Regions from separate parts of the Homo sapiens genome. Here region 1 is linked to region 2. The links are chromatin loops, found by intact Hi-C in ENCODE. Cell type or tissue: Calu3. All regions are shown on one strand. Links, peaks and the distances in the headings refer to the core of each region. The heading gives the core; the rest is flanking DNA.

Evidence for each region. Hi-C counts contacts between places; a loop is a spot of excess contacts. Peaks named below come from ENCODE experiments on the same cell type or tissue, not always from the same donor. Only the 100,000 strongest peaks of a DNase experiment are listed, where the experiment ranks them.
Region 1: a loop joins it to region 2, with 3 times the contacts of the local background. A loop is called at or near these places in 3 of 110 quality-filtered maps.

The regions. Positions count from the first base shown.
Region 1 is chr2:107,928,348-107,943,792 of GRCh38, reverse strand. No RefSeq gene overlaps it. Among named protein-coding and RNA genes, the nearest start is that of SLC5A7, 50 kb to the left of the region's middle. In Calu3, for the core only: a CTCF peak has its summit at 6,845 (motif pointing left); a DNase peak (open chromatin) is centred at 6,822.
Region 2 is chr2:107,565,258-107,580,702 of GRCh38, reverse strand. No RefSeq gene overlaps it. Among named protein-coding and RNA genes, the nearest start is that of LINC01885, 30 kb to the right of the region's middle. In Calu3, for the core only: no CTCF peak of the experiment used is centred there; a DNase peak (open chromatin) is centred at 7,642.

The sequences.
Region 1 (15,445 bases), core at 2,808-10,807, 360 kb before region 2:
ATCACCACTGCCGTGAGTATTCCTTCAATAAGGGCTGACACAGAGAACAAGTATACTTATTGGGTATATGTATCAATTTTGGCTGGCAATAATGCCTGGATGTAATCATTCTATGACACGGTTGCACATGCTTTCTGATCTCAGTATTTACCATAATAAATCCGCTCCAATAATTGAGGCATACCACCCTCAAAAACCTATTTGTAAACAGAATTGGACCTGGCCAGAAAAACTGAACATACTTGTTTGGGAAGATTGTATTGCAGAACAGGCAGAGGTGCTGCACAATGATTCCTATGGAATCATTATTGATAGGTGCCCAAAGGGGAGGTTTAACTTGAATTACACCTCTCAGTCTGCATGCCATGACCATGCTATGTTCAGCTGGTCTAAACAAAATGGTTAGATGGTAGAAATGGTAAGAAATATGACAAGAGTTCCTATTATCTGGAAACATGGCGGTATAGTGGCACCTCAACCTCAAATGATATGGCCCGCTCTAGGAGCTAAGCATAAGGATTTGTGGAAATTATTAATAGCTCTTAATAAGATCAAAATTTGGGAAAGAATAAAAAAGCATCTAGAAGGACACTCTACAAACTTGTCTTTGGATATTGCAAAATTAAAATAACAAATATTTAAAGCATCCCAGGCACACCTGACCTTAATGTCAGGGACTAGAGTGCTTGAAGGAGCTGCAGACAGATTAGCAGCTATTAACCCATTAAAATAGATAAAAACACTTGGAAGCTCTGTGACTTCAATGATGATTGTGCTTTTAATCTCTGTTGTTTGTCTTTGTATAGTCTGCAGATGTGGATCCCAACTCCGTGAGCAGTAGCTCACCATGATAAAGCCACCTTTGCTTGCAAAAACCAAAAGGGGGAACATGTTGGGAACAGGCCCCCAAATCTGGCCATAAACTGGCCCCAAAACTGGCCATAAACAAAATCTTTACAGCACTGTGACATGTTCATGATGACCATGATGGCCACACTGAAGGTTATGGGTTTACTGGAATGAGGGCAAGGAACACCTGGCCTACCCAGGGTGGAAAACTGCTTAAGGTGTTCTTTTTCTTTCTTTCTTTTTTTTTTTTTTTTGAGAAGGAGTCTCACTCTGTCGCCCAGGCTGGAGTGCAGTAGCATGATCTCAGCTCACTACAAGCTCCATTAAGGCGTTCTTAAACTACAAACAATAGCATGAGTGATCTGTGCCTTAAGGACTTGTTCCTGCTACAGATAACTAGCCAGGGCCCATCCCTTTGTTTCAGCCCATCCCTTTGTTTCCCATAAGGAATGCTTTTAGTTAATCTATAATATATAGAAACAATGCTTATCACTGGCTTGCTGTCAATAAATACGTGGGTAAAACTCCATTTGTGGCTCTCAGCTCTGAAGGCTGTCAGCCTCCTGACTTTCCACTCCACACTCTATATTTCTGTGTGTATGTGTCTTTAATTCCTCTAGCGCCGCTGGGTTAGGGTCTCCATGACCGAGCTGATCTCAGCAATAAATGACAATAAATTGGAAGAAAAGACTTATAACTTTTCATTTAGATAATACATTTAGTTACTTTTGCCTCTGAAAAAAAATGAGTTTATTCATTCAAAAAATTTTATTCATTCAGTGATTTTCAAAAAAACAATTAGTAAGCATTGCCTGTTAAAAAAAATTGAGGAACTTGAGTGGAAGGGCAAACTCCTTGCCTTCACTGAGCTTGCTGTCTGATAGAGAGCCAAATATCACATCAGGGCAAGAATTTCCATACCAAATTGGGAGGACTGTCTTTCGGGCAGGTACAAGGTACTGTGAGAGTGGATGGGCAGGCATATCAACCCAAACTAGGAATATAGAACAGAGGGGTGTCTTGAAGTTGTAGGTCAACATCAAGTAGAATCTTGAGGGTCATAAAGGTGTTCAAGTACAAGAGGAGAGAAAATTATAGGAAAAAGGAGTTACATGGGCAAAAACAAGGGAACAGAAGAGAGCATGATATATTTAGAGAATTGCATATATCTGTTTTTGTTTTATGTTTATTTTATTTTGTTAACTTATATAGAACTACTGTGTATCTGGCTCTGTTCTGTGTTTTATAAGTTTTAATTCATCTAAGGTCATTTAATGTATATTTAGAACTGGAGTTGGCAAACTACTAGTGTACAGATCAAATCCAGCCCCCTGCATATGTTTGCAAATACAGTTTTACTGAAAACAGTGATGCTCATTTGTTTATGTATTACCTATAGCTGCTTTGATGTTACAACTGCAAAGGTGAAAAATTGCAACAGAGATCTATGACCCACCAAGTCCAAGATATTTGCTATCTGATTCTTAACCTAAAAAATTTGCCAAACGGTAAAGTACAACTTAGCTTTAGAAGAGATACATGAGGCTTGAGGAAAGAAGGGGCAAGATTACAGAGGATGTCAGTTTAAGAAATGGAACTTATTTACTTGTGCATTGCAATAGTAAGGCAATTGCTCTTGAGTATAACTGTACCCAGCAACTCACATAATTAATAGTGGCCCATAAAGACTGCTCAGGGAGGGCTATTAATGTTTCCGTCAGACTATGGCAATATTGCGTAGTCTACCCAATTTCACAGAAAGTAAGCTACTTCACAGAAGATAGTGTTCATACCTACAACAGAGGTTTTTGTTGACTTCTGAGCTGAAGCAATAATGTCTGCATTCACAATCTAATTTTACAATAGATAAAGTGATGCTTAGAGTGTAGGTATGTGTCTTCTTAACAAAAAGACAAATCTTAGATATGTCTCTAGCATCAATGATATTTAGTATCTCGTAGATAGGTCCTATTCCCACTGACCAATGCCTTAACCTAGGGTACATTATTTAGTCTCTTTCAGCCCCAGTTTCATCATCTTACTTCAAAATAATGTTTTGAAGATTGAATTAGATAGTAAACATATAGTCCTTAGTACAGAGGTTGCTATGCAGTGGGAACTGAATGAATTATGTTTGTTATTATAGAAACCACAAAGCTTTAGAGACCTCCATACACATCTTTTTAAAGCTGTTTTCTTGCAACCCAGTATTTTTTATTAAAGGAAAGCTTATAGTTGGAAGTCAAAAACGTCACACAATCAAAATGCTCAATGGAGTAAAGAGCTTGATTGGAGACACATTAAAAGTGCAAAAAATAACATTTAATGGATTTTTTTCAAAATTTCTGGGCACAGGTCAGAACTCTCTCTGAGAAGAGGTCTGATTTCAGTGAAGTTTGGGAATAGCATCAGAAAAAATTGATATGTTGTTTTTGTTTTCAATTTTCCAGATGCAATAAAAATGGTGAAGAATAGGGGTGTATGTGACCATCTTAATGCAGATAAAGACAAGAATCAAGGTGCCACAAAATACACCCCTCAGCCTCTCTCTTATTTTTCCCTCATCATAGCCTCCATGTGAGTTCCCAAGCAACCCACAGTGTGGCACGTTCTCTGGGTCTCCAAGCTTACTTGTGTTTTCTTCCTGTGAGTCAAGTGTCAAAATATTGGGAATTAGCCTTAGAAACCAAGCATCAGAATTAAAAAAGGTATATTAAAGTTTCCATCCCTGATAATGAACAATTAGAATATGACACTAGCAGTGAGGGTACAAGACAGCTGGAAAAGAAGGAGGAGAATGCCACAACAGAGAATGCCACTGGCTCCTGCACTCTACACCCTGATCCAAATGTTGTAGCAAAAGCTCACTCATATCTAGAGTGTGGGAAAGTCTTGGGAATTTTTCTCTTTCATGCTGTCATCTGCTTCTTAAAAATACTCAGAGAGTATATATATATCCCAGAGGCCTGGGAACCCGGGAAATGGCTGTGTCATATGCTTTTAACTGAGAAATATGAACCCAGTGGTTAATTCCGTGGAGCTTTAACTGCAATTTTTTTTCTTCTTGTCTTTAACAGTACCTGACAAGATATTTGATGGTTCAAGAGCATGAGGTTCAAGAGCATCATACACTGATGCTGCTCCCAGGTCTCTGGGCTGAAGTTTGTACAGGGGTTCTTATAGTTTATTCATGGGAAAAGCTGCCCATACCTGTTGGTTGTGAATTAGGGTGAACTGCACTAAAACTTGACTGTAAGTCTACAGATGACTTGGTAAGGTTGTCTGGGGGTATCGTTTGTTCATTCAACTTTCTCTGATGGCTGAAGCTGAAAGGACAATGGAGATCCTGAATAATGATGGGCAGGGTCTTACAAATCTCTTTTGTCACTTTCTCTGTAAAATTTGTCACTACATTCATAGAATACTCCTGATATAAGAAATCTGAAGCTAGAGAAGACAATTTACTTTTGACAGAGAAACATGTCTAGCCCCACCAGGAAATAAATAGACAGTAGAAAAAATGTATTCACATCAATTTGAATAGAGCAACATAAAATCCATCTGCAAATGTTTAAATAGAACTTCAAGCTTTAGTTTTTACTGTGTCCCACCTGTAAAGTTTTGTGAGGATTATGAGTTTTGCATATAAGGCATGCACCAGAAACATCCTTATATGTTTAGAAATGCTGGCTTAAAATTATTAATATAACCATTTTTTTTCTCTGCTATAGTGATAAAATTGAACAGTTCTGGCTAATGAATTATGTTAGCTAGCATTGTCGGAATGGAAGTAAGTGGACTCTTGTCTTGAGGAATAGCATACAACTATTTATAAGGATGTGATAATAAAAACCCTCTGCATAAGAACAACCTATAAAAAAAGGGACTAGCAAAAACTATCCAGGGCCTTTTTGTTTATATCATGAAGTTCTTGTCATTGTCCCTGACCAATTTCGGTATTGAAATTGATAAATATCACTTTGTAGACAATTATTGTACCCATCTTTATGCTTGAACACAAATGAATTTATTTAAACATGAAAAGCCCAATATATCACAAACCTACGAAGACTGAATTTCTGTTTTGGCCTGTCATGACTTTTTTTGCATCTTAATTTTGGTGAACAAAGAGTTTTAAAAAAACTTTAATTTATGTGTGTGTAACAAATAGATTTTTTTTTTTTTTTTGAGACGGAGTCTCACTCAGCCACCCAGGCTCGGGTGCAGTGGCACCATCTTGGCTACGGCAACCACCATCTCCTGGGTTCAATAGATTCTCCCTTCTCAGCCTCTCGAGTTGCTGGGATTACAGGCACCTGCCATCATGCCCAGCTAATTTTCGTATTTTAGTAGAGACAGGGTTTCACCATGTTGGCCAGGGTCGTCTTGAACTCCTGACCTCAGATGATCCACCCACCTCGGCCTCCCAAAGTGCTGGGATTATAGGCGTGTCCCACTGCACCCGGCCACAAATAGATTTTTTTTTTCTGGAATTGTACCTTAGTTCTATTTGAAGTCCCCATTAGCCTGCAGTGACAATAGCTTAACAATGAGAGGTCCTGCCCCATCCCCAGGGCGGTGTCGAAGCTGGGGAGATTTCTGAAGTGCCAAGATGAAGAGAAGAGGGAGATGTCAATCCCTTGCATCACTGGTCCCCACAGACATTCTGAGACGTTCTTTGTTCACTCTGGTGTTTGGGTTTCTGTCTTTTGTTTTTAGGCTTGAAGTTTGAGATATGTGTGGCTTCACTCACATGCCATATTGTAGAAATCTCTGTGAGGGGTCTTTTTTGCCTGGACATATTTGAAACATCACCTCAGAACTTGTTAGGAATGCAAATTCTAGGGCCTCCCCACCAACCTCCTAAATCAGAAATACTGACTAAAACACAATCAGCAGCAGACTGCAAATTCTCTAAGCCTCCATGCTGCAAAGGCTCTGCCCAGGAAGAGTGGGCAGGAACTACCAGTCTCTCCCTCCCTTGGAGGGAGAAGGAGGATATAGGAATCTCATTCTAGTTCCTCCTTTCTCTGTAGAGCAGTACTGGGTTTACAGAAAAATTAAGCAGATTGTAGAGAACATTCCCATTTTCCCCTGTTATTAACTTGCCTTAGTGTGGTACATTTGTCTGAATTAATAAACTGATATTGATACATTATTAACTAAAGTCTACAAGTCACCTTAGGGTTTACTCTTTTTGTTGTACAGTTTTATGGGTTTTAGCGAAGGCATAATGTCAAATATCCATCAACACAACATCATATAGAACATAAAACTTTCATTAAAATTTGAAGACCACAACGTTTCCCTAAATAAAATAAATTAGACATATGAAGTTGTTAATCACCATTAAATGCCTTGAGAAACAAAATAGAGTTCAGGAAGTAAGATCACTTACAGATTTACAATAGTTTACTCTTCAAAGAGACAATACGAATACACACTGCATTCAAAAAGTTCAAATTTACCAATTAAACGTAGGCTGGAAGCAGATAAAATTTATTTAACTAATTTGCTTTGACCAAATATCAAACAAAATAATAGTCTTGGGTCTTCCAGCTTGATTGAAGATGAAACTCCCAGTTTTAGTCTGTGAAACAAAAATCAGATCCTTTTCAAAAACAAGCTTTTTAATGTTAATTGTGAAACATTATTTGTAAGAATTTTCACATTAAATAACATGACCTTGCCATGCTAGCTCGAGTTCGTTAACTCACACAGCAGAAACATTCATGGAAACAGCTTCAAATTCCTACCAGCTCTCAGCAAGTCCTCCAGATCACCCAGTCTCATATCCTTACCCCAAAGAATGAACAAGTATACTCTGCTGACATTAAGAGAATCCCTAATTGCTCCTATGAATAGTGAATTATCAATAGGATGTAATCAAGGGGATTCTGATTTTCTAGCCACTTGTTTTAAATTGTTTGTTGGGGGAGGGGGCAAAAAAGAAAAAAGGTATCACGTCGCCCTCTGCTGGTGAACCCACATAATTAATGAAAACAGGTTAAGATTTGGGAAAGATAAAATATTTTACTACTGTTTACTAAATCAAAGGTCCTGGGTGGTTCCACTTAATTATGTGAAGATAAGTTTAAATCTTGACATAATTTTATTATATTTATTTTAAATTTTATTGCTTAGCTTTTGTATAGTCTATTTTTAATGAAAGCAAGGCCATCACAAACAACTACCCCAGGTTGGCATCGTTGGGTGTATAAAGGAAAAGAAGGTTTTTCCCATTCTGTCTCAAATCATGTGATCTGGCTTTGTAGATTAGCAAAGTCTTGAGCACTACTTGAAATTGACTTGAGAGACTCAGAGGTATGAAGAAAATACTTCAGCATCAACTGTCAGATAAGGCCACAAGCTCTCTTAGTAACAGCAACACAGTATGAATTTAGCAAATCACTTATTGTCTCTTGGTCTGTATTTTCTCATTTATAAAAAAATGAGTTAGAAGGCCTAGCAGATCTCTAGGTTTTAAAAGATTGTAAATCCATAGTTTTTTATTTTATTTTATTTATTTATTTATTTATTTTTTTGAGACGGAGTCTCGCTCTGTCGCCCAGGCTGGAGTGCAGTGGTGCGATCTCGGCTCACCGCAAGCTCCACCTCCCGGGTTCACGCCAATCTTCCTGCCTCAGCTTCCCGAGTATCTGGGACTACAGGCGCCTGCCACCACGCCTGGCTAATTTTTTGTATTTTTAATAGAGACGGGGTTTCACCGTGGTCTGGATCTCCTGACCTCATGATCCTCCCGCCTCGGCCTCCAAAAGTGCTGGGATTACGGGCATGAGCCACCGCACCTGGCCCATCGTTTTCTATTTTTAAAATTTTAAGTATACATTTAATGAAAAGCGTAAGCTCCCCCCCAACTTTTTTTTTTTTGGACGGAGTCTCGCTCTGTCACCAGGCTGGAGTGCAGTGGTGCGATCTCGACTCACCGAAACCTCTGCATCTCGGGTTCAAGAGATTCTCCTGCCTCAGCCTCCCGAGTAGCTGGGATGACAGGCACGCACCACCACGCTCAGCTAATTTTCTTTTTTTTTTTCTTTTAGTAGAGATGGGATTTCACCATGTTAGCCAGGATGGTCTCGATCTCCTGGACCTCGTGATCAGCCCGCCTTGGCCTCCCAAAGTGCTGGGATTACAAGCATGACACACCGCGCCCGGCCAGCCCTCTCTTTTAAAGAACTGTTTCCCCTTTGCTCAGCCCCACTTAGAAACAGGTGGAGCAGCGTGTTCCCTTCATAAGCCACCAAGAAGACCGCAAGCTCAGACTCAGGGAGAGCAGAAGGAGGCCCATCCCATGCTCTGGGAACAAACAGTGCTGTCAGAGGGTGGGTCCCATAGAATTTTGTGAATTTGCTGGTCTCTCTCCGGTCCTGTACAGACACATTTCCTTGTGTTACCACATTGGCCTATAAGAAGCTGCCCACCTTCCTCCTGTCAAACTTTAACTCTCTAATCATCCCTTTTGAATCAATTTTCAAAAAAAATACCAAAGGTCAGTAAAAGATACCACTATCCCTCCAGGTTATCTCCCAAATACCCAGGAATCAACTGAAAATCATTCTGTCTCTCATATCTGCACCATATTGCTCTTCTGTGACCTCACTTTCTCCATCTCTGTCATCTCTCTAGTCTAAGCCACCATTGTCTTTAGCCGGAGCTCCCGAGCGGCCTCAGATCCGGTCTCTGCTTTCACTCTTGCCCTCTCCTCCGACTGTCCATTCTCCACTTATCACCAGCCAGTGTGGCTGTCTTCAGAGGTAAATCAGGCTTTGTCGTCTCCTACTTATTAACTTCCTTCAATCACTTCCACTGCACTTAAAATACACCCCAAACTCCTTATCCCCCTCTGGCCCTGCTTACTTTTCCAATCTCTCCTGATGCACCTCCCCACAATCCATGCATTCCACCCACTGACCTTCCTTCTCTCCTTCAGGCTCAGTGCTTGTCCTGGCCATACCTTTTGCAGGGGATGCCTCCCGTCCCACCTCAACTTTTTACTTGCCTGCTCCTTCTTCATGTTCAGTTCTGAACTCACGTATCAGTGCCTCAAAGAAGCTGTCTGTGACCAGCTTCTGCATGCTCCCCTCACCCTGTCCCTTTCACCTTTTAACATGTCACCCTATTTTCTAGGGCTTATTGTAAGCCAAACTCCCTGGTCAGTAAGCCACTAGTTTGTTCCCTGTCTCCCAGCTGGAAGCTCCTGGAGGGTAATAACCTTGACTCTCCAGTTTTCCTGCTGTGTTCAAGAGACCTAAAAGAGTTAAAAAAAAAAAAGTGCTCCATGTAAGCACTCAATGAGATTTTACTTGATAAAGGAATGCAGAAACAATGGAAGATACTGATCTTAGCATCCTGTGAGATTCAGAACTATTGAACTTATAATTATTGCCATTCTTGGAGGCTGACTTGGAGACTAGTCTATAAAGTCTCACTCATGTCTTCAGGTCTTTCCTGGGCACCTTATGGCAGATGGGTAGCTCATGTGTCCCTCATCTAGGGAAACTCCCTGTGTTTTTCCCCGCTGTTCCCTCTCCACCTGTGTTTTCTCTTCTGTGTGTTTTCATATCCACTGTGTTTACTTTTTATCTTCTATCTTATTACATAGTATTGCTATTAATGAAATATATTTGTGACTTCTCTGCTAGACTGAATGTCTTGGTAGTAAAGGTCACTTTTAATTTGTTTCTGAAGGCTTAGGAAAGCCTCTGTACAATATATATGACAGATAAATGGTGCGTAAGTAAATGTGAAAGTGTACTAAAAATCAGAATCATGGTGTTTCTCAATGACAGTATGGCAGGACGTATAACACGGAATGCCCTTGAATAATTTGAAGACTATCACAGTTTATAAACAAAGTTAATGTGTAAAGCCATGGCACATGATAACTGTAATTAAATAACACTGAAATATTATTTGATGCTATCAACATCTCTACCCCTAGCAAGCTTTTCCGTCTTGTTTTGCTGTAGACCTCCACCCTTATCTCCATGATGCCACTGTAATCTCTGATTCTGTGCTGGGAAACCCATCCTTTTAAGGTGCTTATAATTGAGAGCTTGTAAACATGTCTTTAGTGAAGCCTTCCTAGTGTCATTTAAAGTGGACATTTTCACCCGTCCTCTCACTCACACACTTCACATGTAATATGAGTGCATAATGCAAGTGCTTTTGTGTTCCATTTTTCCTTTCTGTCAACTTGTAGCTCAGACATTTGATAGGAACTTGTTGAATGTGATTGGCATGTAGTTCAGCTTCTTCTGTTCCTGTAAGATTTGTCCTTATCTTGAGGAGCTTGGCAGAAAGCAGGGGCCACGATTTCCTGACATTGTGTCGTCTCTTCTCTGCGTTCCCTTGATCTTTTAGAGGGGCATAGGCATCACGTTTCCTGCATTCCTAGGAAAAACCACCCAGTTCTGAAGAGCCAGCTCTGTCTCCGAAAAGCTTGACCAGTGCTGATCATAGTTGCTCTACTGTAGTATCTTGACTGGATATTCCCAATTTATTCTACACTACTTCTAAAGATCTCATTATTGGTATTCTAAAAAAAAAATGCACAAAACAGAAGATAAAGATAATGCCCAAACTAAGAGAAATATAGGACTGACGAGCAAGTTACCTTGCCATTTAGCGTGAGGAGCCTGGAGTTCCCTGTATTTTTTCTTCTTCCAATTTAAACTTTTAGCCAAACCAGTTACTTGGGTTTCTTCTGCTTTGCTGCATTTGAATCAGTAGAGGGAGGCAGAGGAAAAGGCTTCAAAGAAACTAAGACAGAAATTACACAGAAAACTCAATATCTGTGTAGGTTAGTATTCTGTACCTTTTAAAAGACAACTTTGAGCCCAAATGTCAAATCTAATGGTGAAGCAAATTAGAATGCTTGTTTTTCCAGGCCCTCATCTTGAGGATAAATGTATTACGGATAATTTAGTAAATGCATTCATTGGCTAGGAGTTGATTGCTGATTGAATTTGATGTCTTCTGTTTTTGTGTCAATTAAAGACATTCACAAATAATTATTTTGTTTCTTCTCGTCTCCTTTCAACTGAGTTTTCACTGGAAATATCCCGAGAAAATCAATTCCTTACTGGTCTCCCAAATTTCCTCTTATGGACAGTAGAATAGCATTTTTAAAGTTTTGAAGTTGGCATTAAGCCATGAACATTGCTAGGAATCAAAGCATATAGTTCTGTTCATCTACCATATGAGCTAATGTGGCAATGTGCCAATTACATAGCCAAATCCTCCCCCTTATCCCTTTTAGGGAGTGGATGACTCAATCTTTATATTTTAAAAAGAAAGAGATCTTAATGCTTCTGGCCACAGAGTTGTGCCTGAGATTTGAGTTCCCTTCTGTTATTTCGCTGAGCCTGCCCATGAGCCTGCCCATTCAACAGTCCCTACACCTCTGTCTCTCTGAAAAGGAATCTGAAAATGGTAGGGTGGCTCTGTTTCTCAAAAAATAAACAAATAAATAGCAATGACTGTACTTACTCTGAATGTAGTGACATGGTTGACTTTAGGCAAGATTCTGAGAAGGTGATATTTCTCTTCAATGTATCTCCTTTCTTTTCCTCTCCTAGGTACCCACAGAGAGAAATATCTCTCCCTCTCTCTCTCTCTCTCTCTCATCCTAATAGCTCTAGGTTTGCCCTCTGCAATCCAATATTCCAGTCTGCATTACTCTTGAATCATTTAGACATATTGATTTGATAGCCTGCATTGTAACAGGAAGGCCATTATGTATGAAATAAACGTATATTGAGTTGGTTCTAAAGTTTTACTCTGTGACCCCTTCAATCAGAGCTCCTTCCACCCCACATTCCTAGGGCCTGTGTCCCCAGTACGGATCTGTAAGTACTGGGATACCAGCCAATATATACTGTGATCACTGATTGTTCTTTTTGGAGTATTATTCCTTGCCCTGGATCTGTGTAAGTTTTCCCAGAAAGACTCATCTGTTCTGTAGCTCATTTCTCCTAAAACACAGCAAGCAGCCTTATGTTAATACATGTCAAGGTATAAATGATTCATCAAGCCTTGACATATGACTTTTTAGGGGTTTTGTAGGTTTGTGGGATCTTTCTGGCTACATAGGCATTTTTACCCAGAGGGCTACATGTTGGACAGTTAAATTCTGAGCATGAGCAAGCCACAAAGCAATGTTCCTTGTTCTTTGCTTTGTTTCTCAGGCTTCTCCCTGTGCATCTCTTCTCTCTGTGTTCAAACTCAGGCAAAATGCATGATCTCAGTGTGTCTCTCTCTATGCGAATACAGAAATGAGTAGTCTGGATGAAATGTGCTCTTCTTTCCTTTCACATCCCGGCACTGCAAAGCCTTGCCCAGTTCTGTCTCAGATATAGGCCAAAGCCTTCTACGAAAGTATACAAAACTGGCCCATAGATTAAAAAGTCCTCTGGGCCTCTTCTTTAATCTCCCTGGGGTAGTGAGGCAAACACATCTGGAATGGGCTTTAAATATCTGCAGAGAGTTCTGTTTAAAGAAAGACTGTGAGCAAGCGAACACGGTTCCTGCCCTCTGCCTCTCAGCTTTAAGAGGAAATGGAAAGAACTGAGGCAGGAGAAAATGGCAGGCCTCTCCCTCAGGCAAGAGTCACCACCTGGAAGCTGAATTGTGAAAAGCAAACCTGGTGTTTTCTCCTTTCCCTTTAATTACAGAACAACCAGCATTTCATTTCAGTGTGCAATGGAATACTGTTCCTCTTTCATTAAATATGTACGTTCCATCAAATATGGATAAGCAATGGGCCTTGCTAGGGAACAGTGAGTTACAGTTTTCCAGTCTGGCCTAAATTATTTATGTTGGTTTTATGATCTAGAAAGCAAATGTATGCATTCCTAATACTCTTTCTAGATGTTTTACATTTTCCAAGTAATATGTAACAAATCCTTTCATTTCAACCATGAAAAGCCATAAGCCTATTTAGTACATTGCAGAAATGAGTAAGCCATTATTATAAATCAGAACCCATAGCCAGATCCACACAACTGTCCTCCATGTATCCCTTCATGTTTGACCCATTCTGGTTTGAATTTTCTGTTGACTCTACCACTGTGGCTTATTGGTTTGATATACTGTTATCTTTCTTAGGCACAGGAGGTGGAGTTCACTTAAAATACAAGTAAACTAATTGTGGCTTCTGTGCAGAAATGATAGATAGAAACTTTAAAACGTGTAGTCTTTAGTGAGAAAAAAAAAAGCAAGCAAAGAGAAACAGTAATTCATATAATCATAAAATGTGATTAAATCTAGCACTGTGAGTTAATTTAAAATACTACCCAGTGTAATCAATATTTTATTTTTATGATCTCATAGCGGAAAATGTGTTTTCTTTGCTAGAAGCTTTGTAGTTTTATTGGCTATGTCTAGGTTTATAAAAATGTGAAACATATTTGAAAAAAAAACCCTTTCCCCCATCCTAATAATCTAAAACTGAAATTTAAAATGTAGATGATTAAACATACTATCTCCTATATGGAATCATATCAAATCAAAAGTCATGTATCATTTCTGGGGTTACTAATGAGGAGGAATACTAGGGCATAGATTTCATTGCTTTTATTAAACTAATGAATATTTTATTCCTGAGAGTATTTACATTACACGTAGGATACATATTCTCTGCAGATGTATTTAGGTTATTCAATATTTAACAACATTCTTCTTTTTATGACTCCCTTCATGTGTATGTGTAACTAACATTTATATAAAGCTTTACATTTGTAAGACAGTTTCAAAATGCATTATCTCATTTCATCTTTAGCATAGCTTTGAGGTAGGAATCACTAGCCACATTTTACAGATGAGGAAGCAGGGACTTGGAGAGATTAAATTTCCTTGCTAAGCTTACACAGGGTAGAAAGTGGCAGAGTGGGACACGAATCACAAATTCAGGTCCAGGTTTTGAGTCTGGTGCACTTCGGCCCCTGCAAATGCCATTGCCTTTTGAAGCTTTCTCATCTCAAGGATGATATGCAGATTTACAGGTAGCCCATGTATTCTTACTTTTTCCTCACTTCTATATCTAAAATTACCTATTTGTTATTGGGGCAAAATGTAAAATGAGTACAAAATTTCCATTTTAAAATTTTACCAAACTAGTTCCACACTCAGCCCACATTCTGCTCTTATTGAGATGGCTTTGCATCTGCTTGTCTCCTCTGCTGGCATGTGAATTCCTAGAATGCAGATGTATTATTATCTTAATCCTTGCTATGCCTAGATCAGTGCTTCATATACGTATAGTTGATGTTCAAAAATGTTTGTCATTGATAATGCAGAAAAAGCTAAGATAAAGCTAATGTTCTCTGGATGCTAAGCTATATCTAGCTTCCTTCCATTTGTTGAGTTGAAAATTTTATGCCAAACATACAAACAATTTGAAACCAATTAAACTAATTATTAAAACTAGACTCTTTTTACTGTATCTTAGATTTAATAAAAATTTACATGTTGATGAAATTACAGTTGAAAGAGGTCTTAAAGATCCATTTTGCTTATCTGTTTTCTGAGATTATTAGAAATTTGGATGTCTGTATTTACAGAAGGGTTTACTAAACAGCAATCAATCACTACTGCACATAGCATCAGCCTGCTGCCTGCTATCTCCCTGGCTCTTTGAGATTTGGGAAACAATAAGGTGCTCTCACCGGTCCACCCCTAGGGCAAGTTGGGCATTTTCTGAGAGTGAGTTTTGTGGAGTTTGCCCTTGTAAAGCTTGGATAGGAAATCTCTATTTAAGACACATTCTGTGTCCAGGAAAACTGGTGTTTAGATTTGAACCGTTGCTCAGTAGTAACTGATAATTTGAATACTGCACTTAAAAATTTCCCAAGTGGCTTATAATTATTAACCTGAATAAGGCTTATGTTTTCCAGGACTCATCAGTGACTATTCCTGTGCCTCTTCCTAAATCTTAAATCTCTCTTTTTCTGTTATGAGTCCACAAACCGGTGACCCATGCTAAACATTTTAAAAACTCTTCCTTCAATCCTGTTGCCACCTCAGGCAACTACTCTAATTGCAGTCATTCCTGCACTTCCAGACTTTCTAGAGGAATAGACTGTCTTCTTGGTCCTCACCTCCTCCCCAGCGTGTTCCTTCCATCCAATGTGACCTGAGATGTGTGCCTACTACTACTGCAGAGAGACGTTTAATAAGGTAGCTAAGCTCTTTTAATTGCCCAACTTAATCAGGAGCTGAATTTTCTCACTTTAAATTTCTACTAAATTTTAATAACGACACATTGCATATTTCTAGACACATAGGAAGTACAGGAAGCATACAACATAATATATCCACAAGTGAACCATCCAGAGTATAACTTGTGTGAATATTTTATCATATTTTCTTCAGTACTCCCCCACTTAAGGAATAAAATGGTTCAGTACATCTAAATGCTGACCATGTGTTCCTTACTTGCAGTATCTTTCCTATTACACTTTCTGCAGTGCGTGCTGATGATCGATTCTCTCTTTAGAACATGCAGCTTCTCCTCAACGCTGCCATGTCTCCTGTATTCTCTTTCTGTACTTTCTAGCTGTTACTTTTCATTTGT
Region 2 (15,445 bases), core at 3,050-11,049:
CCCATCCAGACCTCTCTCTAGGCCAGGTTTGTGCTAGGCAGTACGGAAAAAGTAAAAGCATAACAGCTGCCAAAACAGGCTTATGATCACTCCCTGGATTTATCATTTACTAGCTCCATGGTCATGGGCAACTTATTTAACATCTCTGAGCCACTAATTTCTGATTTGTAAAATGGAGATTAAAATGCCTGTATTACAAGGTTTTTTTGTGAAGATGAGAAAAGCATACAGCAAAACATGAAACCACAGCCTGCCCCTTTCTTCCTATGCTCTACCAGAGATATGCAAGCAGACTAATACCCAATCAAACATGGAATGCTGAGAAGAATCAAAAGGATGTCCTGCCTTTATTTTAGAAGGATATCTTGAAGTTGCCAAAGACTTGACTCAAAGGAATGAACTTTTAAACAGTCCTCTTCATAGAAATGGGGCCCAGATTACACCATGCATTCGTATAAAAAAATACATATTGTGCACCTACTGATGTCAGGCACTGGGCTAAAGGAGAAGAAGTTAGGTCCCTGACTTTGAAGAGCTCATTGCAGCAACTTAGCACTCATCCAATATGGAAGATGGTGAACAACTCTTCCCCAGCCTCACCACCTGATCTTCCCTCCTAAATCACCTTTCTAAAGTGCTTTCTGATGACTGTAAGTCTTCCTTTAAGGATCATCTGAGGATTTACTCTCCTCAAATATGATATAATAGGAGCTATGGGCAATAATATCATAATTTCTCCCTGTGCCCTAGAGCATGTTGCAATTTAATTATACTCATTAATTACCTCTGTATATCTTCTTCCATGTAGTGCTGTCATCTCCGCTCTCTTACAACCTCTATTTTCCCTACCTGGTATAGTACTAGCCCCCGCTGCAAGCATGCAGTTCTTGTATTAAATTAAATTGAAATCAGGCTACATGAAAATATGCAATATTTTGCTTTGAGTTGAGACATTTCTGGTAGTAACAGCTATTAAACATAGAGACTAATACTCAAATCAGGTCACACAATCCAGTCTCTTCAAAAAGAATTCATCTGCTAAGATGATTGAGGCATGGAGTCACACAATGACATTGAAAAAATGTAGATAAGTGTGCAATACTTTTTCTGTTTGTGTTCAGATTTGTTGTCCTTGGATTCTTTATTTGTTACTGCCTTAGCAGGAGTAAAACTTTTATCCTAGAAAACTCATCCCTTAACAATAGAGTTGCTTTTTAAAGGAAAATTTTCCAGTAAGTTATGAAACATATTAAATGAAGCTATTGTTTTAATAATGTACTCAATAGAATAATTGCTTATCCATAACTGTGAAAGGAGCAATTTTTCTAACAATGTCTTCCTATGCTGAGTCATCCTTCAAAAGACACCACGACCAAGATTTGTCCACTGTAAAGTCTGTTGTATTTGTTCTCACAAACAGCCTTCTGAAAAGCTGCTCTGCTGTAAATGGAGTTTGAAGAAAACGTTTAGACAGCTCTCTCCTACCCAGTGCATCTCCCCGCTTAATTAAGAGACCAAAATAGATACTGGAAAATAAATTATGAACTACTTTTCAAAAACTTTTCAGGAAAATACAATAACAGAAGTCCTTCCTAATTGTGTACTTGGTAGCCCAGGTGTCTCACTGATGAAGTTTTCTCATATTTTCACAGGCTCTTGCTAATGAGAACGTTGAGTCTTTCTTGACCCTTAACAACATTTTCTAGGCCTATGCTGTTCATTTTTTATAATCTAATAGATTAGAGAGAAGGTCCACCTTAAATGACATCACACAAAGTCAAGAGGAAATGGCGATTGTTGATGTCTGACCCTTTCGGTCTGTTTACATATGTGCCTGTATATAAATAGTGGATGTGTTAGAAGCAACTCTCAAATATTCCTTAAATGATATTTTCTTCCAATAAAATAAAAGATCTATGAAAATCATTTTTATTTCATTATTCCCAAGTATTTCACGGTAGTTTTAAGATTGTCTTCTTGAAAATGAGTTTGCCTTTGGTTAAATACTAGCTATGCTTATCATTCACTGCAGAAAGATATCCCAGCAAATGACCTAATGTGCAGTTGAATGACAAGCTACTACTAAGTGTTATAAACCAAGGGGGAAAAACTACCTTTTTTTTCCTGCAGTTTATTGTACTAGTTAATTTAGTATATCTGAAGTGCTAAAATCAGTTTGCCCGCTCTAATTTGCATTTTCCCAAAGATGCTCAATAACTCACTTTGATCCCAGGTTCACTATATCAATGCTCAGTAACTCACTTTGATCCTGGGTTCACTATATCAGACCATAGGAATCTCATAGAAGAATAGTGATGGACGAATGAAAGTACTGTATGAATCTGCCTTACATTTAACTTCACATTTTCCTCTATTCATTTTTCACTGTTACGTACTTCTGCTATTTACCCCACACAACTAGAAAAAGGTCAAGTTAGAAACCAACAGGAATTGAAGGCAGATACTCAAAGACTGAACATATTTTAAATGAACAGGATGAATTTGTCTTTTCTATGCTGAATCACATTCATAAGTCAGTTTGTAAAAAACAAAAAGATATCTGTTGTTTTTAAGTTCCAGGTGAGAAATAATTAAAGAACTAGCAAGAAAACAATTTTAAATCTGGGTTAGTGGGAAGGTGAAAGTGGTTCAAACAAAAATTATTTCTTGATGTAAATGTGGATTAAGGTTTAGTCTGGAAAAACATTCAAATTTGGTTTTAAGGTGATCAAAAATATTACAGGTTGCCTGGTAAAACACAGGATGATCAGTTAAAGTGATACATTTAGATAATTGTTTAATAGCAATATATTCCAAATACTGCACGGGACATACTTCTACTTCACTTTTATTTGATGTTTATTTGAAAATCAAATTTAACTGGGCATTCCAGTATTTTTATTTGGTAACTCTGGCAACTCTAATTAAGATATTGAAATTTGGGCAGAAAAGGAAAACAATTGGAAGCTGAATTCCAGGACTAAATTGTTTGCTGTGATCGCTCATTATTTGTTGAATGAACTAATATATTTCAAATATGCAGGAGAAGCTCTCAATTTGGAGGAATAATCAGTAGCATTTAAAGTATTCAGAACTCAGACTGGAGAAAAATTTTTTTTCCTAGTGGGACAACTTTTTAGTCTCTTGAAAGGGCTCCTCAAATAGCCTTGACTCCAGGGATTTCTAAAATAGGGACCACGCTCCTTTCCACTGGGGATGGTTCAAGAGTCACCTTGTCAAAAAGCAATGGATGATAAGCATTATAATAATCAGGAAATATATTAAAAAATAGGACTGAAAGAGGTGAGGGGTGAAATTCAAATGCTTCATGCTGAGTAGAAAAAAATGAAGACAGATTCTGCTAAAATAAATCAAGTTCAGTGAAGTAGGTAAGATGATCAACTACTGAAAGCAGCTTCAGTTTTAGATGCCTTTAGTCCCCACTGTCTCACTGAGGCTTAGGGGCTGAGCTGGTCAGAACAGAGACAAAGGAGGGCACCTGGATTACAGACCTGGAGGTCAGGAAGCACAATAGAAACGCTACAGGTCACAGGAAAAGCCAGCAAGGCATGGCGCAGGCTTACCAGCTCTGCGGACGTCAGAGTTGTGCGGTCCCTGGAGCATCTAAGTGCCAAATTAAAGAAGCTGTGTGATTCTGCTTTATTTTGAAGTTTAATGCCAGCTAGTTTGATCATAATTAAATGACAGTGGAGGATTTAACAAAAGGAGATATTCAGACACTGAGCTTGTCTTCTTTCCTCCTGTCTCTCTTCCTTCTGCTAGACCTCAGGAGGCATCACTGGTTTTTAAACAGGTATCTGGTGTTCTGCCATCCATGTAGAGAGCCGACCAAGGAAAATTATTTCTCTTTGTTTCTATTTCTACTCTTGAGGTTAGAGGTTTTCATCGCTATGGATTCTAGCAAGGAAACTATACCAAACAAAAAGCGCAAGATAGTGAAATCACATTATTAGCAGAATTCTTTACCATTAAAAATTAAAAATACCAGAGACCAAAATCAAACACTATGTAATAACACTTGGTGGACAGATGAATTGTTTTAGTGTTAGTTGAAAGGTTCTGGAGACAGTGAGATGTTTTATTCTGTCCTCCGTGCATTGCTGCTGCCCACATAATGTTAGTGGGAGTAAGTCACTGTCACAATTACTAGTCACCCACCTCTGATGGTACTGTACTGTGAAAAAGAATCCACTTAGCTGAGATTCCACAGCAATATATAAACTGGAATTTATAGGGAAGTTCTTTTGGAATCAGGATTAATAATAGCAATAATGATTATAATAGTGGTAATGATAGCTAGCATTTACTGAGTGCTGTTTATTGAAGTCTATCATTTAGTACCCTTGAAACGGGAAAGGTTCCCTTGTCCCCCTCGCAGGGCATGTGACAGGGAGAGTGGCTCACTTCTTCAGTGCCCCGCTGCTCAAACCTCTAGGGGAGCATACAGACAGGCAGGCTGTGGGGCTCTAACCACATGGCGGTGTCTAGGGGTGGATGTTTACAGCTCCTGAAGCCCCAGTGGGCGTGTGTTACATGGCACTCTTTTAGTTTAGCTGTTTATAGGTGGCTTGTGTTAACCAGCTCAATTAGACCCTCTACCTTGTCATAAGGACAGTGGGCTTTCTGTATCCTGGGTGCTTGCCTTCATGTACCAGAAGAATCAGATCACACGTGGCCTTAGAAAATGAGTGCAAGGTTTTATTGAGTGGAAGTAGCTCTCAGCAGATGGGGAAGCCAGAAGGGAGATGGGTTTCCCCTGGAGTCAGGCTGCTCGTTGACCTCGGCTATCCTCCAACTGCCCCAGCCAAACTCCATATAGTTCTGCTGGTTGATGGCCTGCTGGCGTCTGTCTGTGTGCTCTTCCACTGGCATGCTCCCCTCAATGTCCTCTTGATGTCCAGCCGCTTGTGTGTCTGCCTGCTAGGGTCTCGGGTTTTTACAGGCCCAGGATAGGGGCATGGCGGGCCAAGGTAGTCTTGGAAAATGCAACATTTGGGTGTGAAAGCAGAAGTGCCTGTCCTCATCTAGGTCTGTGGGCACTGGCCCGAGGGTGGAGTCTTAGCCAGGGACCCACCTTTCTCTACCCAGCACTTCCCTACCCCACTCTCATATCACTTTTATCAAATATTTATTTAAGTACATATTATTATTCCCATTGACTTATGAGAAAACTGAGGCTTAGAGCTATAAAGTGCTTCACCCGGGTTTACACCTTGGCCATCTGATTTTAGAGTGAATGATTGGACCCTCATGCCAGAAGGTGAAATGAATACTGAAGGACGCTTCAAACCCTTACGGCACTGTTTATACTGGTTTCATTAGTAAATATTTTCTAAGATTTGTAAAGTCAATAACTAGCTTCTGAAAGAAAAGAAACGACATTTAACTGATAACCATGACACATGCAAGAATAGGCTGGTTTAAAAACTTACTTTGTAGTTACTGAGGCTGCGTTTTGCTTTAAAAACAAACAAACAGAAAACCCTGTCATAACAAGCAGTGGCCTGCAGTTAGGCTGCACCACGAAGGCAATGGAGCAGAGTTAAAAAGCTCTGACCAACAGACAGCTAGCATCAGCATGAAAGCACAGTAAGCCCCACGTACTATGAATTTATAATGAGTAAAATAGAATCCTACTGTGGGACCCTACTTAACGGGTCTTCTCAGTACCCAGCAGGCCGGCAGCTGCTGCAGAACTGGTCTGCTTATTTTCTCATTTGTGGGCATGTAGAAGCTCACTGGCCCACTGGCAGCACAGCATGGGCCCCTCAAGTGTGGGGATGGCAGCCACCTGAACTTGTTTGGTAGAGATGCAATCAGAAATGTCACCTTTCCATATGCAGTTACCCCAAAGGAAAACAAACAAACAAACAAACACTTGGCCAGGTGCGGTGGCTCACGCCTGTAATCCCAGCACTTTGGGAGGCCGAGGCAGGCAGATCACGAGGTCAGGAGATCGAGACCATCCTGGCTAACACGGTGAAACCCCGTCTCTACTAAAAATACAAAAAATTACCCGGGCGTGGTGGTGGTCGCCTGTAGTCCCAGTTACTCAGGAGGCTGAGGCAGGAGAATGGCATGAACCCGGGAGGCGGAGCTTGCAGTGAGCCGAGATAGCACCACTGCAGTCTGTCCTGGACGACAGAGCGAGACTCCGTCTCAAAAAAAAAAAAAACACACACACACAAAATTAGCTGGGCGTAGTGGCGGGCGCCTGTAGTCCTAGCTACCTGGGAGGCTGAGGCGGGAGAATGGCATGAACCCGGGAGGCGGAGCTTGCAGTGAGCAGAGATGGCACCACTGCACTCCAGCCTGGGGGACACAGCGAGACTCCATCTCAGAAAAAACAAACAAACACTTACATTGGAACCTTCTTATCACTTCCAAATCATCACTTCCAAATCAGGGTGAATTCCCATGCTAAATTCGATTGCTTGTTAAAGATTGAAGGTAAATCCTCAGTTTCCAAATAGCTGTAACCCCAGGGACATTACACAGCACTTAGAGGGAGAATTTCCTGAAAATCATATCCCTCAGAGCTTTAGTAAGTTTTCTCTTTTCTGCCACTCTTCCTGAAACAAAAACTGTCTGGGGAGGAGCCCAGCCTGTCTCCACTGCCCCCAGGAACATTCTCATTTCCTGCCAACACCTCACAGTGCTGGGTTTGACTGAGATGTTCCTCATTTTTGGTCTGGCCTACATCACTATAATCTATAACCTAAATCACTCTTCTGATGAGCCGAGCCATGTGAAATTGCCAATATTTGACTGTCTTCGATCTACAAAGCTGGTCATTTCTAATGGTTCAAGTCAGTACAGATTAGATTTCGTTTTCCCTCTTTTACATTTGCTGACCTTGAGTCTAGGATGCTGTTGTCACACAAGTCAGTGAAGAAGTCTTTGTCATCTTCAAAACCAATCTCTAAAATCCCCTTGTAGGGACCAGCCCCACAGGTTCGGGGGGTCTCTCTCTGTGTGCCGTGACGAGAGAGTGTAGAAATAAAGACACAAGGCAAAGAGATAAGAGAAAAGGCAGCTGGGCCCAGGGGACCACTACCACCAATGCACGGAGACCGGTAGTGGCCTCGAATGTCTGGCTGCGCTGTTATTTATTGGATACAAGGCAGAAGGGGCAGGGTAAAGAATGTGAGTCACCTCCAATGATAGGTAAGGTTACGTCGGTCACGTGTCCACTGGACAGGGGGCCCTTCCCTGCCTGGCAACCGAGGCAGAGAGGGAGAGGAGACAGAGAGAAAGACAGCTTATGCCATTATTTCTGCATATCAGGGACTATTAGTATTTTCACTAATTTACTACTGCTATCTAGAAGGCAGAGCCAAGTGTACAGGATGGAACATGAAGGCAGACTAGGAGTGTGACCACTGAAGCACAGCATCACAGGGAGACGGTTAGGCCTCCAGATAACTGCGGGTGAGCCTGACTGATGTCAGGCCCTCCACAAGAGGTGGAGGAGCAGAGTCTTCTCTAAACTCCCCCGGGGAAAGGGAGACCCCCCCCACCTTCCCCGTCTACTAAGTAGCGCGTGTTGTTCCTTGACACCTTTTGCTACCGCTGGACTACGATCCGCCTGGTAACGGGCGTCTTCCCAGACTTTGGCGTCATCACTAGACCAAGGAGCCCTCTGGTGGCCCTGTCTGGGCATAACAGAAGGCTTGCACTCTTGTCTTCTGGTCACACCTCACTATGTCCCCTCAGCTCCTATCTCTGTATGGCCTGGTTTTTCCTAGGCTATGATTATAGAGCGAGGATTATCATAATATTGGAATAAAAAGTAATTGCTACAAACTAATGATTAATGATATTCATACATAATCATATCTAAGATCTATATCTGGTATAACTATTCTTGTTTTATATTTTATTATATTGGAACAGCTCATGTCCTCTGTCTCTTGCCTCCGTGCCTGGGTGGCTTGCTGCCCACATCCCCTAAAGTCCTTCCACAAAATCTTCAAGGGCAAACTGCCTCCCACACACTTTCCATGTTCCAGTTTTAGAGAATATATTTATTTTTAGTCATTCAGGCCATTTTAACATTTGAGGATACTGTGCCTGTGGCCAACAGTGGGCTTTGTGAACTGCATGCAGGGCGCAGAGGCCAAGATGAGGCTGTGTGTTAGGCTGGCACACCTTTAAATTTAAAATAGAAAGGCACTCTTTTTCTGTCAAAAGTGTGTGTAGCGTTATGGGCAGCCCAGCACCTCGTCCTGGCTCCACATCTGCTAAGCGTGTGCCCGGGAGCTTGTGTCCTGTTTTCTCTCAGCAACGTGGGACACCTGTAGGATTTTAAACACAGGGTCAGGGGCTGGGAGTCAACATCTCAGGATCACCTCCTCCAGTTCAGGGAGAGAAAGCAGGGAGAGCCTGTTCCAGAAAGCCCCACACATTTTATCTACAGTTCCTTTCCTTTACATCACTCCTAAATCATAACCAGTGACATTCTGCCCCACTTTCTCCTACCCACAAGACTCCTCTCAGCAAGGTTTTTGCTGCAGTTGCTTTTGGAGAGAGGCAAGTCTCTGTATCGGAGGACAGCCAAAGCTGCCTGCATGAGGAGCGCCTACAGGACTGTCTCAGGTCTTTTGTTCAGAGCAAAGAAGAATCCAGTTAGCCATAGTAAACCGATGCAAATATTCTTAAGGAGTGTAGTCATTCAGGCTAATGTTTCAGAGTTAAGTGGGTAGAAGAGATTTTAAAACCTATTAACAGGAGCTTGACCTTGAGTATGTTCTGCAATAGAAAACACAATCAAATTAAGACCCAATACCTTAAGAACTCCTTCAGTAACCCCTCTTAGAAGGATTCAGTGTTTTATTGTTAATGACAGGAAACTTCTAGAAATCAAACAACCTTGACGTGAGGCTAGAAGCATTCCAAAGTGAATATGTGTATTTTTTATACTTCAGGAAGCTTTTGTCTGAGGAACATATCTTAAAATCTTATAAAATAGAATGTCCTTACATTTTCTTATTAATTATGCCTGCAGTTTTAAAAGCTTAACAACTGAAGTTTTGAAGTGGCATTTAAAAAACTTTTAATGCTGCCTCCTTAGCAAACTGATTTTTTCAAGTTTATCTTTATGAAAGGCCTGAAAAGAATGATATAACCATGGAGGCTGCCGGCCTTACTAAAAGCTGACCGTTACCTTTTTGTTTATTAAAGCAGGTACTTATGGTTAAAATTTAAGAAGCAAGATCATGCTTATAGCATGTCACTCTCCAATTTACTTATAATAAATAATCTTGATCTGATCAGTGTTCCCATTTCTACAAGTGTGCCCCGGACACTGCTTGTCCAAGCATGGTAAGGCATAGGATTTGGCTATTGCCCAGGAAGCCTGTCCCTCTGCCCACCCTCACACCATGCTCTGCAAGAAGGCACTATAGATGCTGGGGCATAAAAAGAAATATATTTGGTCTTTGTCCAGGGTTCTTGGTACAGATCTCCTACAACCCTTGGAATTTCCTGAGTGACAGGAAAGTCTAATTATTCCTAAGGTTCCCCTTTGGATCACACCTGAGGTGTGATGTTATAATTTATACTAATAGTGTGACTCAGAGTTGGGCCCCTAAATTGCCTCAGGATAAGGCTGGTCACCAGAATGAGCCAGAAGTTTCAGCCCCACCCATTTACCTCCAGGAAGGAGCAGAAGGCTGGCGATTAAACTATCAAAATTACTGAATAACAAGATTTGAAGAGCTTTCAAATAGGTGAACACAGTTACTTGCTAGGAGAGTGGGCCACCCCAACTCCACAAGGACAGAAGCTCTTGTGCCCAGGTCTTTTCTGGACCTTACCCTATATACCTGTTTATCTGTATCCTTTTTCATAAATCAGTAAAATGTCTTTCTGAGTTTTGTGAGACACTCTAGTAAATGATCAAAACTGAGCAAGGGATTATGGGAATCCCGATATATAGTCAGTCATTCAGAAGTGTGAGTGGCCAGGTACTTGTGACTAGCATGTGAAACAGAGTCAGACATCTGGGAATGGAGCCCTTCAACCTGTGGAGTTTGATGTGTATTCTGGGTAGTGTCCAGATTGAACACATCGTTGGATATTCAGTTGGTGCCTGGAGGGATGGGGACTTGCTTGTTGGTGTCAGAAGGCACCCCACAGAAGCAATGCCACTTTGACGTGAAATCAAGTAGACCTGGAAACTTTGGGGAAAAGATACCTTGTGAGTAGGGCCACCGAGCAATCCTGACAGATATGGATTCTTTCAACAGAATGGGCTCCCCAGCGGTGAACCATGTGGACACTCACAGCACCATCCGGGAGAAGGGCCCTCCATGCTGCAAGAGAAAGCCCACAGCCCGTAACTCGGGATCTGCAATGCAACTGTCTTCTTCTTCCTTAACTTAGATCTTCTCCTTGTCCTCTAGTTTCCAACATATTTTTAAGTGTTTCTACCAGGAATTTTAAACAAGTTTTCTTTACTCTGCCAAAGGTTTCACAGCGGCCTTTTAGACTCAAATAGTACTTTCAGTTGTGTGTGCTGAAAAGTGGTTGACTTTTTATTTATGTATGTACACATATTATTTTATGTATATATTTATTTTCATTTTTTAGAGTTACATATTTTTATAATTCTATTTATACAAATTTATTTTATTCTATTGTATTTCACGTTTTTAGAGCATCTGCCCTTGGCCTACGTATTTGATGCAGTGAAACAGCTCCCCCAACCCCTGCCCACAGCAACTGACCACTAATGGGTGGTTCATTCACTTTACAGATTCTTGTGGGGAAAGAACTGCCAGACCTTTTAAACACAATTAAGCAGAATAGTTGAAAAATCTTTTTAACACTATTCACTAGCTTTTGCTTACTTTTACTCACTACTATTTGGCCTGTGACCCAGCAGGAGATCTTTTAAGTCAAAACACTTAGTTAGCTTTCTCTAGGGAAGGCGCTAACCTGAAAGGGGTCAAATATAGCCTGGGAAAGGGCAGCTCAGCTTAGCACCAATTTACAAAGTAGTGTTGCTTATCTTCAGCACAGAGGAGCCTGCATGATCCAGGCAGAGGGAGTCTGAGACAGAACACAGCATGAACACAGCACATTAGGGAAACAGGGCAAGGTCAAGTGCACAAAGAAGGGGCATATAGGACACCAGCCCAGGAGGATCTAGCATGGGGAATGACCCTGTGAGGGCAGAAAGTCTCCCTCGGTAAGAAGCTGGCACTTTGCTTTTTACTCTCTGGGCTTTTGTGGGGCTGCAGGCCCTGGATTTGGAGACTGTCCATAACTTGAATCCTGGGTCCTGCAAGGATTCTACAAGGGCAGGCATCAGGGGCTGGTAGGAAGGCATGATGCAATGTTGAAGGGAAAGGATGGCAGCCTGTGGGAAGGAGAGAGGCAAGGCACCCATCTGGAGGATAGTGTTAAAAAGAGAATTACTCTTTCGCCTGAGACTCCGGATTGTGGGTCTTCACATATCCCCTCCTCTCAGAATCAGGATGGCAAAGTAGCCACTTCCAGGGACATTTGCTGTTGGAAAAGGAAACTGGGATGGCCAGGGGAACCCCAAGTGAACAGTGTCCTTACCTTGAGTTTGCCAGGAAGCTGAGTGAGATTGTCCTCTTCCAGACAAGTTTGTCTACCCCATGCCCCAGAACACAGCCTGTGTGGTGTCTTACCAGTTCCAAGGGATGCTGTGGACACACGCAGCACTGGATTTAGTTCTACATAAGGAGCATTCTACTTAAACTGCACCAGAAACTAGAAGCTACTCATGTCTTTTAACCCAAAGGCCTTTGGATAAGGATGAAAGTACCACTTGGAATTCCCCATTATGTTTTTACCATCCAGCTTCATGTCTTGTCCTCCCTTACTCATGGATGCTACATAAAACCAGGACCCAGCCCTAGGTCCCTGCACACACTCTGCTTTATGGTTGCCAAGAGAGCAAAGGAGAACTAAAAGGTGTCACAGAGAGGCCAGCCACTGTGTAAGTTCTAGGATCACTGAGTGGCATGCTTAACCTAGGAAAATCATCTTTTCTTGCTACCAGGAGAAATGAGACAGGCTTATTGATACCACTACCCTAAGCTCACCCACAGTCCCCGGGGAGTACATATTTAATGTCACTGTGGAATTTAGGGGTAAGTGGTGCCAGCCCCCAGGGCCACACACAATGCATTTATGCACCTGTGAAAACTAAGTACCTTGATGACTTAGAAACAACCCACAAGCTAAGGGGCTCTCCTGAGAACTGGTGCTACCCATCCACCATGACTCATTTTTCACCATGATCTTTGTTGTTTCCAGAATGGAGATCTGTAGTCTAATTGCCTGGAAGACTCACACCCTCACTTTGATTTGGGATGCTGTGGCTAGCATTGTCTGCCTTATTTGAGCTTCTACTATTAAAGACACCCTTATTTCACCTACTTATCCAAGTCATGTTCATTCCAGAGTGTGGAGTAGCTACTCCATTATCATGAAAGTCACTGCATAATGAATCTGGCCCCACATTTCTTCCAAGGAGATACACTGGCACTCTAAATCCAAAAACAAAGGTTCTACATGAGTACAGAGTATTACATTGTGTCAGGGTTTCATCACCACCTCAGTCACTGTGGCGGAGAGGGAGCTCTGATTATTCCAAAATAAATAAGTCAAGAAACTGGATGCTGAGATGACACTTTAAAACACATTTTGTGTTTTGTTCTAACAAAGATTTGGGTGCTTTGCATTATCTTGAAGTGACTATGGATATTACCAGGAGTGTTGATGAAGGACAATACACCATCAAAAGTGATATTTATGAAACTAATGATATTGTAGAATCCCTGTGAAAGTGATATTTGTGAAACTAATGATATTGTAGAGTGCCTGTGAAAGTGTGCTTAAAAATATATATATATATATATATGTGTCCAGGAACTAATAGAACACTAAGTACATAATACATGTTGAATAACTATCCTCTCAAAGTATGAAAGAATATCAAATGTAAAGAAGACATGCTAAAATAAAAATAATTGCCTTATGTCCTCTCTTAGAATATTTATTTGACTCTCAAATTAGAGTGGCTAATTTCAGGCCATGTTGATTGGATACTGTAGGTTTATTGTTATAAACATCAGCCAAAGTCCTTCCCATTCCCTATGCAATCCTGCTACCCAATTCTTTCTTAAACATTAATCCTCACCTAATCTATTATAGAGAAAACAGGGACTGTAAATTCACTCAGTTTGTCATATCCTTATCTGCTCACTTCCAAATAGATCTACATGACCCATTCTTACCACCCTCTATCCTATCTTAGAGAGTTTTCTCCACCTGTCAATCATAAATTGCAATTATGATACCTGATTATGCTCTGGAAATCGCTCAGTCCATCAGTTATTCATTTTGCTTCCCATGTCTCTACTTTCCATCACCTCTGGTTTTTCTTTATATTACAAGCTTATTTCACATCTTTAAAAAAATCACTCATGATGTGCATGTGTTTATTTTAATTGCGATCTGGTCTCTTCTTTTAATAGCTAAAATTATTCAAAGGATTTGGTATATTGACTGATTCCAATGTTTCAACATCTATTGATTTCTGAAAACATGGAATTTTGGTGCTTCCTCTCAACACTACAGGAATGACTTTTGCAAAGCTCTCCGCTGACTTCTATGAGACTTAACAGCATGAACATGTTCAATCATTATTCATAGCCTTTTTGCATATTTGAAGCTGTTAATCCTCCTATCTTTGACCTTTTTTAGATGTTGTGACATCATTTTTTTCTTTTTCCTTTCCTCCAAGTCTCCATCATCTTCCTGAAAATTCGCATTTATCTCTCCAGGGTTCCATCATCCACTCTTTTCTGTAGCTCCTTAGTCATCTCTTCTACTCTCTGGCTTTAAATACCACTTATATACTAATGGCTCTTAAAGCTGTGTCTCTACCTCTATTCTATCTCTTGTGCCAAATTTATAGCTCAAAATCCATTGGTATAAAAGTGAATCTATTCCATCTCACCATTTCGATCCCCAATAACAAAAATTCGTTTGCTCCCTGTGTTGACTAATGTTACAATCATCTATCCAGCTCTTCTGTTTGTACACAGCTAGTCAGGCGTCAGTCTCTATCTTTTCAAGATCCTAAATGTTATTCAAATCGTTCTTCATTCTCATTTTCTCTGCCTGGCCAATTCCTCATCTACTCTTGCCTAGACCATAGTAAAACAAGTCTTCTAACCGATCTCCTGTAGTTAACATTTTGCACTGCCATTGGCCACACCACTGCCATAGGATTCTTTCTGAAACCCATATCTGATTACACTGTCTCTTTTGGATGGCTTTTTTTTTTTTTTTTTTTTGATGGAGTCTTGGTCTGTCGCCAGGCTGGAGTGCAGTGGCACCATCTTAGCTCACTGCAACCTTTGCCTCCCAGTTTCAAACAATTCTCCTGCCTCAGCCTCCCAAGTAGCTGGGACTACAGGCACATGCCACCATGCCCAGCTAATTTTTGTATTTTTAGTAGAGACAAGGTTTCACCATGTTGGCCAGGCCAGGATGGTCTCCATCTCTTGACCTCGTGATCCACCCGCCTCAGCCTCCCAAAGTGCTGGGAATACAGGTGTGAGCCACCGCGCCTGGCCCCTCGATGGCTTTTTAAAAGAGCAGAAGCAAAAGGCAGCACCTGCACTGGCAGCCTGGATGACCCTTCTCTCCACAGAATGTCAATTAATGTGTTTTAAAGAGTTGTTTTGAGTTGGGAAAGGGGTGAATTCCTTTTTCTGTCTTTACAACATATCTACTTAGTTGGAGATTTGGTTTTAATCACTGATGTTAGAAACCCCTTTCCCCAGTTCCTCCTCCCAGGGTGCTCACCAGCCTGCCCACTCCCTTCCCCAGTTATAAATATTCCATTAGTCTCATGATTCTGCCTCCTGAGTTATAATCTGAACCTACTAATGGCAGGACAAGGTGGCTCATGCCTGTAATCCCAGCAGTTTGGCAGGTTCCGGTGGGTAGATAGTTTGGGGCCAGGAATTTGAGACCAGTTTGGGCAATATGTTGTCCATTGAGCAAGACTCCATCTCTACAAAAAATTAAAATAAAAAGTTAGTTGTGCATGGTGGCATGCACCTATAGTCCTATCTACTCAGGAGCCTGAAGCAGGAAGACCATGTGAGCCTAGGAGTTGGAGGCTGTAGTGTGCTATGATTATGCCACTGCACTCCAGCCTGGGTGACAGAGTAAAACTTTGTCCCTAAAAGACAAAAACTTAATTAAAATTATATGTGTGTATATATATATATTTATATATTTTTATATATTATATATATATTTTTATTTTTTATTTAAAATATTTTTATTTTATATATGTATATATTATATATATTTTTATTTATATATACTTTATAGATTTATATTATATATATATATTTTACATGCC